Linked DNA regions of Homo sapiens: region 2 is linked to region 1. A link is an interaction called in ENCODE POLR2A ChIA-PET data of the cell type or tissue named here. Cell type or tissue: Caco-2. All regions are shown on one strand. Each heading gives the region's core, and the rest is flanking DNA. Links, peaks and the distances in the headings are about the cores only. Region 1 has its middle 15 kb from the start of KIF1B. Region 2 overlaps LZIC (leucine zipper and CTNNBIP1 domain containing).

Region 1 (4,391 bases), core at 85-4,084:
GCGTCAGCCTATCTATTGATGTCAGCCATCTCTCCGCTCCTGTCAACACAGTCAGACATCTGTGCCTCCCTGGAACTCCTCCTGCACCCTGGGTTGCTTTTGACAGGTGCAGGATTATAGGGTGATGGGGGCAGGCAGAAGACACGTCCGCCTCTCCCAGCTTCCCTTCCGCCCAGAGCTGCACCCATTCTTTTCCAAGCTGCCACCACCTCCTCTCCCAGAACCCAAATGCCTCTTTCTCCTCAGGATCTCTCAGTCTCTATGTGGTTTCTCAGTTCCATCTGCTTCCTTCTCTGTTCTGGCCTCTCCACTTCAGTGGTGTAGATTACAACTCCATCTGGCCGGGCTTAGAGGCTCATGCCTATAATCCCCACCACTTTGGGAGGCTGAGGTGGGTAGATCACTTGAGGTCAGGAGTTCGACACCAGCCTGCCCAACATGGTGAAACCCCATCTCTACTAAAAATACAAAAATTAGCCAGGCATGGTGGCACGCGCCTGTAATCCCAGCTACCTAGGAGGCTGAGGCAGGAGAATCACTTGAACCCGGGAGGCAGAGGTTGCAGTGAGCCAAGATGACGCCACTGCACTATAGCTTGGGTGACAGAGTGAGACTCCATCTCAAAACAAACAAACAAACAAACACCCTCCATCTAATAATCCCGAGAACCTTGTGGTAGATACTCACTCTACAGATGAAGAAACCAAAATTCAGAGAGGTTATGTTACTTGCCTGTGACCACACAGCCTCTCATTGAAATCACTGCAGCTCAGCCTTTTCTCCCTGCCCCCAAATGCTATAAGCCACTCTTGGGAGAATAAAGAAACACCAGCGAGAGCTTTGCTTCCGTCTTTCCAACCCCTGTGGGATACCAGGATGAATAAAGAAACTGTAGTGTTGCCGATTTCCAGCAGGCAGTCTCTAAATCTTCCGTCCTTCTGTATCGCGTATTGCTTTTTATGATGGTTTAAATTATTTATGCTGTTTTGTTGAAAGCTAAGCACGTTGGAGAAATGGCCAGTAATGGAAAAGTAAAAAGGGGGCAGGCAGACTGTATTGTGGTCGAACGTGGTATCTCCAACCTTGCGAGACCTCGAAAGTCTGTTGGTGTAGAGAGAGAGAGAGAGAGAGTGTGTGTGTGTGTGTGTGTGTGTGAGAGAGAGAGAGAGAGAGAGAGAAAAGGAAAGAGAGAGAGAGCTGGTTGATGCTCAGGGCTTATCTGGTCACTAGGTCTCTGGTCTCTGTTCCCTGCACTGATGGGTTTGCAGCCTCTTTGGAGATTATTTCTCTACCTTTCAGTCTTTTTGTAAAATGAGCATGTTACCTGTCAATATCACAGGTGTAGAAAGAAATTGCTGATGTCATCGCTTTTTTAAAAACTTTGAGCTCTTGTAAGGAAATGCCTGCTATAAATAAGCAGGGTTAATTTTTAGTTACAAACACAGTCAATTGTTTATATAAATATTATAGATCTAAATGCTTGGGCTGGGCACAGTGGCTCACGCCTGTAATCCCAGCACTTTGGGAGGCTGAGGCAGGCAGATCACTTCAGGTCAGGAATTCAAGACCAGCCTGGCCAACATGGTGAAACCCCATCTTTACTAAAAATACAAAAATTAGCCAGGCGTGGTTGTACTGCCTGTCATCCCAGCTACTCGGGAGGCTGAGGCAGGAGAATCGCTTGAACCTGGGAGTCGGAGGTTGCAGTGAGCCAAGATCGCACCACTGCACTCCAGCCTGGGTGACAGAGGAAGACTCCATCTCAAAAAAAAATTAAATTAAAAATAAATAAATGCCTAGCTTCTTCCTTAGAGTTGCCTTGTCTTAGAGGGCTGTGTTTCACTGTCTTTGCTTACAATCTAGGGAGGCCTTCAGTGATGCAAAAACGTTTTTCTTTTTATTTGAAAGAGAGTCTCACTCTGTCGCCCAGGCTGGTCTCGAACTCCTGACCTCAAGTGATCCACCCACCTCAGCCTCCCAAAGTGCTGGGATTACAAGTGTGAGTCACAGCGCCCTGCCAGGGTTTTTTTGTTGTTGTTATTTTGAGACAGGGTCTCTGTTGCCCAGGCTGGAGTGCAGTGGCACAATCATGGCTCACTGCAGCCTCAACCTACTGGCCTCAAGCGATTCTCCCACCACGCCGGCTAATTTTTAAATTGTTTGTAGAGACAGGTTCTCCCTATGTTGCCCAGGCGGGTCTCAAACACCTGGGATCAAGCAAGCCCCCTGCCTTGCCTTCCCAAAGTGTTAGGATTACACATGTGAGCCACCATGCCTGACACATTTCTCTTTACCATGGGCTAGAGTGCAGCGGTGCCATCATGGCTCATTACAGCCTGGACCTCCCAGGATCAGACAATTCTCGCGCCTCAGCCTCCTGAGTAAATGGGACTACAGGACTACAGGTGCACTTCACTATGCCTGGCTAATTTTCTTTTCTTTCTTTCTTTTTTTTTTTTTTTTTGAGACGAAGTCTCACTCTGTCACCAGGATGGAATGCAGTGGCGCAATCTGGACTCACTGCAACCTCCACCTCCAGGTTCAAGTGATTTTCCTGCTTCAGCCTCCCAAGAAGCAGCTGGGACTACAGGTGCATACCACCACGCCCAGCTAATTTTTTTTGCATTTTTAGTAGAGACAGGGTTTCACTATGTTGGCCAGGATGGTCTCGATCTCTTGACCTCGTGATCTGACTGTCTTGGCCTCCCAAAGTGCTGGGATTACAGGCGTGAGCTACCATGCCCGGCCATGCCTGACTAATTTTTTAAATTATTTTCGTAGACACAGGGTCTCCCTATGTTGCCCAGGCTGGTCTCGAACTCCTGGACTCCAAGTGATTTGCCTAACTCAGCCTCCAAAGTGCTGGGATTACAGGCATGAACGACTGTGCCCAGCACCAGTTGATTTCTTTAGGATGATTGAGAAATCCTGTGGCAGCCAAAGGAGCCTCATCTGCAGGTCTCTCCATGCCTATTGCTTTGTGTCCGATAAATCTAGGGTGCAAACAATATTTCACCTAGAGCATTGCAGGCTGGCCTGATGTTATGACCGTTTATCTCAAATTTTTGTGGCCGGGTGCAGTGGCTCACGCCTGTAATCCCAGCACTTTGGAAGGCCGAGGCAGGTGAATCACCTGAAGTCAGGAGTTCGAGACCAGCCTGGCCAACATGGTGGAACCCCATCTCTGCTAAAAATACAAAAATTAGCTGGGTGAGGTGGCACATGCCTGTAATCCCAGCTACTTGGAGGCTGAGGCAGGAGAATCACTTGAACCTGAGAGGCGAAGGTTGCAGTGAGTGGAGATCATGCCATTGCACTCCAGCCTGGGAAACAAGAGCGAAACTCTATCTCAAAAAAAAAAAAAGGGTGCATATCCATTTAAATGGCAAAAAAAGGGGTGGAGGGAGATGAGATGAATCAAATTGGTGGATTAGGAGCCAGGCACTGATGAAAATAAGATACTTCTAGTAAAAACTGGACGATTTAATGTGTGTGCAGAGTTGGAACTGAGAGTCCATTCCTGCAGAGAAAAATATGGGCTCATTATAGACCAGGATTCAATTCAAACCCCAAATCCCAACTTTCCTATTAATTGACTTGCTTGGGAACTCAGACAGTCAGGAAGGTAGCAAGTGAGGGGAATAAAAATCAAGTTTCTTAGTTCTTACCAATTTTCCTTTTGACCAAATCAAGGACAGAGTTCCAGTTGAAGGGGAAAAAAGGAAACAAATCTTTAAAAAAAAGATAAGCAATTTCTGTTTCTCTTTGCCAGGAGTGGACTAAGAGCCTAAAATTGCTGCCAAGTAACCTCTTTAGCCATAAATATCTCATCTTTTTTCTTTTTACAAACTGTATCCTTTTGTTCAAGCGCACTCATTCTTGGCCATTCTTGGCGGGGATGCAGGTATGACCTAATTTTGATGTAAAGTGTGTGGGAGAATTAACTTTTAAAGTAACACATCTGAAGCTGGGATGTTTGCAGCAGAGAGGATGAATGTGGTTGAATCAGCCACTTAGAATGTTACCTCGCTATTGATAGAATTTCAGATTTTTTCCTCCTCCTTTCTTTATTTTTGTTAGTTAATACTTAGTCAATCTCTGTTTGTTTCACATATTCTTTTTTTTTTTTGAGACAGAGTTATGCTCTTGTCACCCAGGCTGGAGTGCACTGGCTCAATCTCGGCTCACTGCAACCTCTGCCTCAAGGGTTCAAGTGATTCTCCTGCCTCAGCCTCCTAAGTAGCTGGGATTACAGGCGTGCGCCACCACACCTAGCTAATTTTGTATTTTAGTAGAGACGGGGTTTCACCATGTTGGTCAGGCTGGTCTCGTACTCCTGACCTCGTGTGCTGGGATTACAGGCGTGAGCCACCGTGCCTGGCCCTCTTTTT
Region 2 (4,391 bases), core at 89-4,088, 260 kb before region 1:
AAAATCACCTGGCAAATTTTTAAGCCATAGGATATCATAATGAATTGGCCTAGGAAATGAAAAACACACAGCAACCAAATCAATTTAAAGAAATTTTACCTCTGCTAACCTTGTCCGAAGCTGACCTGGTTGTTTCTTTGCAAACAATCTGATGACCTCTGGGGTTTTAAAGGCCTGGCTGATAGCTGCCTGAATAGCCTAGAAACACAAGAAGGCAAAAACTAACCAAAATAGTCCAACAAATCAGATATTGCAATAACTGATTGACGGATCCTTAATTTTTATCAAGGTTTACTGGTTCCTGTCATGGAAGCAATTACACAACTAAATGAAGATCTGGAAGGATATGTTGTGTATGCATAAACAGACACTCATCTAGAAGTTACACCTTGGGAGGCCAAGGCAGGAGGATTGCTTGAGCCCATGAGTTTGAGACCAGCCTTGGAAATGTAGCAAGACCCCATCTCTAAAAAAAAAAAACTAAAGGCCAGGCACAGTGGCTCACGCTTGTAATCCCAGCACTTTGGGAGGCCGAGGCAGACAGATACCTGAGGTTGGGAGTTCAAGACCAGCCTGACCAACATGGAGAAACCCCGTCTCTACTAAAAATACAAAATTAGCTGGGTATGGTGGCACATGCCTGTAATCCCAGCTCCTCAGGAGGCTGAGTAAGGAGAATCGCTTGAACCTGGGAGGCGGAGGTTGCAGTGAGCCAAGACTGCCCCACTGCACTCCAGCCTGGGCGACAGAGTAAGAATGCATCTCAAACAAAAACAAGAACAAACAAAAAAACAAAGTCTGTCCTCTGTCGCCTATATGTTATACTTACCAGCTGCATTCCACTTAGTTCATCTACCAAAGTCATATTTCCAGACATAATTTTCTTTAGTGAATCATTAAATTCACTTAGTTGCTCCAGAGTTTCCTTTTTGGTTTCTTCATATTCATCTGTATCAAGTTCCTCTCTGAAATAGGTGAACATCATGATATGGAAAAATGAAGAGTTCCAAGTGAAAAATGCAATCTTAATACTTGTACATTAGAGAAAGACTGAAGGGAAATATCAAAATGCTGATGGTGAATGTGTTCACATAGTAGTAGTGAGGGCATTTTCCTGCAATATAGTTACTTTGGTAAACATTTTTCTTTTACCAAAATGAGGATACTTAAGAAACCACATAATAAAGCAGGGTGCCGTAGCTCACACCTGTAATCCCAGCACTTTGGAAGGCTGAGATGGGCAGATCACCTGAGGTCAGGAGTTCGAGGCCAGCCTAGCCAACATGGTAAAACCCCGTCTCTACTAAAAATACAAAATTAGCCGGGCATGGTGGTGCATGCCTGTAATCCCAGCTACTCGGGAGGCTGAGGCAGGAGAATCGCTTGAACTTGGGAAGCAGAAGTTGCAGTGGGCTGAGATCTCGCCACTGCACTCCAGCCTGGGCAATACAGCAAGACTCTGTCTCAAAAAAAAAAAAAAAAGCTGCAATGAACTGTTGTGGTCCTTTGTGCAGGTAAGGCTGAAACTACATGCCAGAAGTTCAAGTAGTACCTTCTTAGCCTGACAGCAGGTAGGACTGATTTAAATACTAAAGACAAAGTAGGTGTTATTTCTACTTCAAGGAAGGTAAGTATTTTGCTCAAGTTCACATGCACTTAGTAGTTAACTGAATGACTTTCATTTCCCAGCCTTTATGACTCCAAAGCCTGCAATAAGTTTACTTCTCTAATAGACAAAGCACTGCAAAGAACACTACAGGGGAATGCAGAATCATCACACATGGGCCTGCATCCACGGAGCTAGCTGCAGAAAAAACGCCAGTTTCCAGCATAACAACATACAATTAAACTCTTACCTGCATTCCTCCAGATCTTGTAATTGTTGCATGAGTCTATCCAACTGTTCTTCTAAATTCTGCTTTAATTTGCTTGTCTCTGTCTTTCCTCTGGAAGCCATTTTAATCTCTATGTGAAACAATAAACCCACATACCATATGAAATTAACATACCAGTGCAATTTTTTTAAGTTTTATTTTTTGTAGAGACAGAGTCTCACTATGTTGCCCAGGCTGGTCTCGGAACATCTGGCCTAAAGTGACCCTCCCATCTTGGACTACCAAAGAGGTGGGATTATAGGCATAAGCCACCACACCCAGTCCCTAGTGCAATTAAAAATATGCAGCTGCGGCCAGGCGCCGGTGGCTCAGGCCTGTAATCCCAGCACTTTGGGAGGCCGAGGCGGGTGGATCACAAGGTCAGGAGATCAAGACCATCCTGGCTAACATGGTGAAACCCCATCTCTACTAAAAATACAAAAAAGGCCGGATGTGGTGGCTCACGCCTGTAACCCCAGCACTTTTGGAAGCCGAGGTGGGTGGATCACCTGAGGTCAGGAGTTCAAGACCAGCCTGAGCAACATGGGGGAAACCCCATCTCTAAAGAGAAAAAAAGGCCAGGCACGGTGCTCACGCCTGTAATCCCAGCACTTTGGGAGGCTGAGGTGGGCGGATCATGAAGTCAGGAGATTGAGACCATCCCGGCTAACACGGTGAAACCCCGTCTCTCCTAAAAATATAAAAAATTAGGCAGGCGTGGTGGCAGGCGCCTGTAGTCCCAGCTACTTGGGAGGCTGAGGCAGGAGAATGGTGTGAACGCGGGAGGCAGAGCTTGCAGTGAGCCGAGATCACGCCACTGCACTCCTGCCTGGGCGACAGAGCAAGACTCAGGCTCAAAAAAAAAAAAAGAAAAAAAAATTACCTGTAGTCCCAGCTATTTGGGAGGCTGAGGCAGCAGGCTTGCTTGAACCTGGGAGGCAGAGGTTGCAGTGAGCTGAGATCACGCCACTGCACTCCAGCTTGGGCAACAGAGTGAGACTACATTTCAGAAAAAAAAAAAGGCAGCTGGGTGCAGTGGCTCACGCATGTCTGTAATCTCAACACTTTGGGAGCCTGAGGTGGGAGGATTGCTTGAGCCCAGGAGTTCGAGACCAGCCTGGCCAATATAGTGAGACTTCATCTCTACAAAGAATAGACAATCTTAGCTAGGCATGGTGGCGGATGCCTCTAGTCCCACCTACTCAGGAGGCTTAGGTGAGAGGACTGCTTGAGCCCAGGAATTTGAGGTTGCAGTGAGCCATGATCTTGCCACTCCACTCTGGCCTGGTTGACAGAGCGAGACCCTGACTCAAAAAAAAAAAAAAAAAAAAAAAAGCTACAGGTATATGAAAGATAGTTAAACAAAGAAAATCTTAATTTAGATATAAAAGTTTAAACTCATATAGTAATAACACCCCACAAAAATACCTGAAAGTCCTCTTTATGTGACTTGACATATTAATTAGAAGTCTTCATTATTGGTCTATCTTACTCTAAACAAATTTGGTAAATGGAAATATATATATATATGTAGATCAAATGTGACTTTGCTTTATAAAATGAATCATTATAGCCCCAAACACTCCAGATATTATCTTATTGGTCTTATGTATATTGACCTAATTACTTGTGAGCATGAACTTTTTTTTGAGATAGGGTCTCACTCTGTTGCCTAGGCTGAAGCACAGTGGCACAATCATAGCTCACTATAGCCTCAACCTCTCGAGCTCAAGCCATCTTCCCACCTCTGCCTCCTGAGTAGCTGCAAACACAGGCACACACCACCACACCTGGCTAATTTATTTTTTTGTAGAGATGGGGTCTCCCATGTTGCCCAAGCTGGTCTTGAACTGGGCTCAAGAGATCCTCCCACCTCAGCCTCCCAAAATGCTGGGATTATAGGTGTAAGCCCACAAGCCCAGCTGATGAACATCTTTTAATATGAATTTCTTCTTTGGAAATGTGACCATCTTTCTGCTGGGTTATCTTTCTCTTACTGATTTATAACATGGATACAAAGCCTTTGGCTTTTTTGAGACAGGGTCTTGCTCTGTCACCCAGGCTGGAGTGCAGTGGCATGATCATGGCTCATGCAGCTTTGACCTCCTAAGATCAAGCAATGAAGCCTTTGTAATTGCAAATATTATTTCGTCTCCTGACTAAATTTTATGTTTTTTTGTCATGGCAAATTATTATTTTTTAATAGACAAATCTATCTTCTCCTTTAAATCTTCTTCGTTTTGTGACCCATGAAGGCAGGCCCTAACCATCTCAAGATTTATACATCTTTATATTCAAGACTTTTACAAATTTTTGTTTTCTAGCTGCAGACAAAAGCCACCTGCAACATTTTTTGTTATGCTTTGAAGTAGGGGTCTAACTTTCCTTTCAAAAACACCCTTTACTAATCAGTCTTTTATTTATTGATCCAGGAGAATTTGGTCTACAATAAAGGTGGCATATTGATTAATAAATAAAAGACTGACTAGTAAAGGGTATTAGGGCAATTGGCTAGTC

What was found. ChIA-PET counts read pairs that join two places held together with the same protein. Peaks named below come from ENCODE experiments on the same cell type or tissue, not always from the same donor. Only the 100,000 strongest peaks of a DNase experiment are listed, where the experiment ranks them.
Region 2: POLR2A ChIA-PET joins it to region 1 with 8 read pairs; 5 of 35 experiments call an interaction of 5 or more read pairs at or near these places.

Annotation. Positions count from the first base shown.
Region 1 is chr1:10,193,320-10,197,710 of GRCh38, forward strand. No RefSeq gene overlaps it. Among named protein-coding and RNA genes, the nearest start is that of KIF1B, 15 kb to the right of the region's middle. In Caco-2, for the core only: no CTCF peak of the experiment used is centred there; a DNase peak (open chromatin) is centred at 2,522.
Region 2 is chr1:9,934,663-9,939,053 of GRCh38, forward strand. It overlaps LZIC (leucine zipper and CTNNBIP1 domain containing), which reads right to left. Exons shown (of 8, transcript NM_032368.5): 3 at 1,857-1,965; 4 at 830-965; 5 at 100-198. The coding sequence starts at 1,957. Among named protein-coding and RNA genes, the nearest start is that of LZIC, 6.5 kb to the right of the region's middle. RefSeq lists an enhancer at 4,162-4,391. In Caco-2, for the core only: no CTCF peak of the experiment used is centred there; no DNase peak of the experiment used is centred there.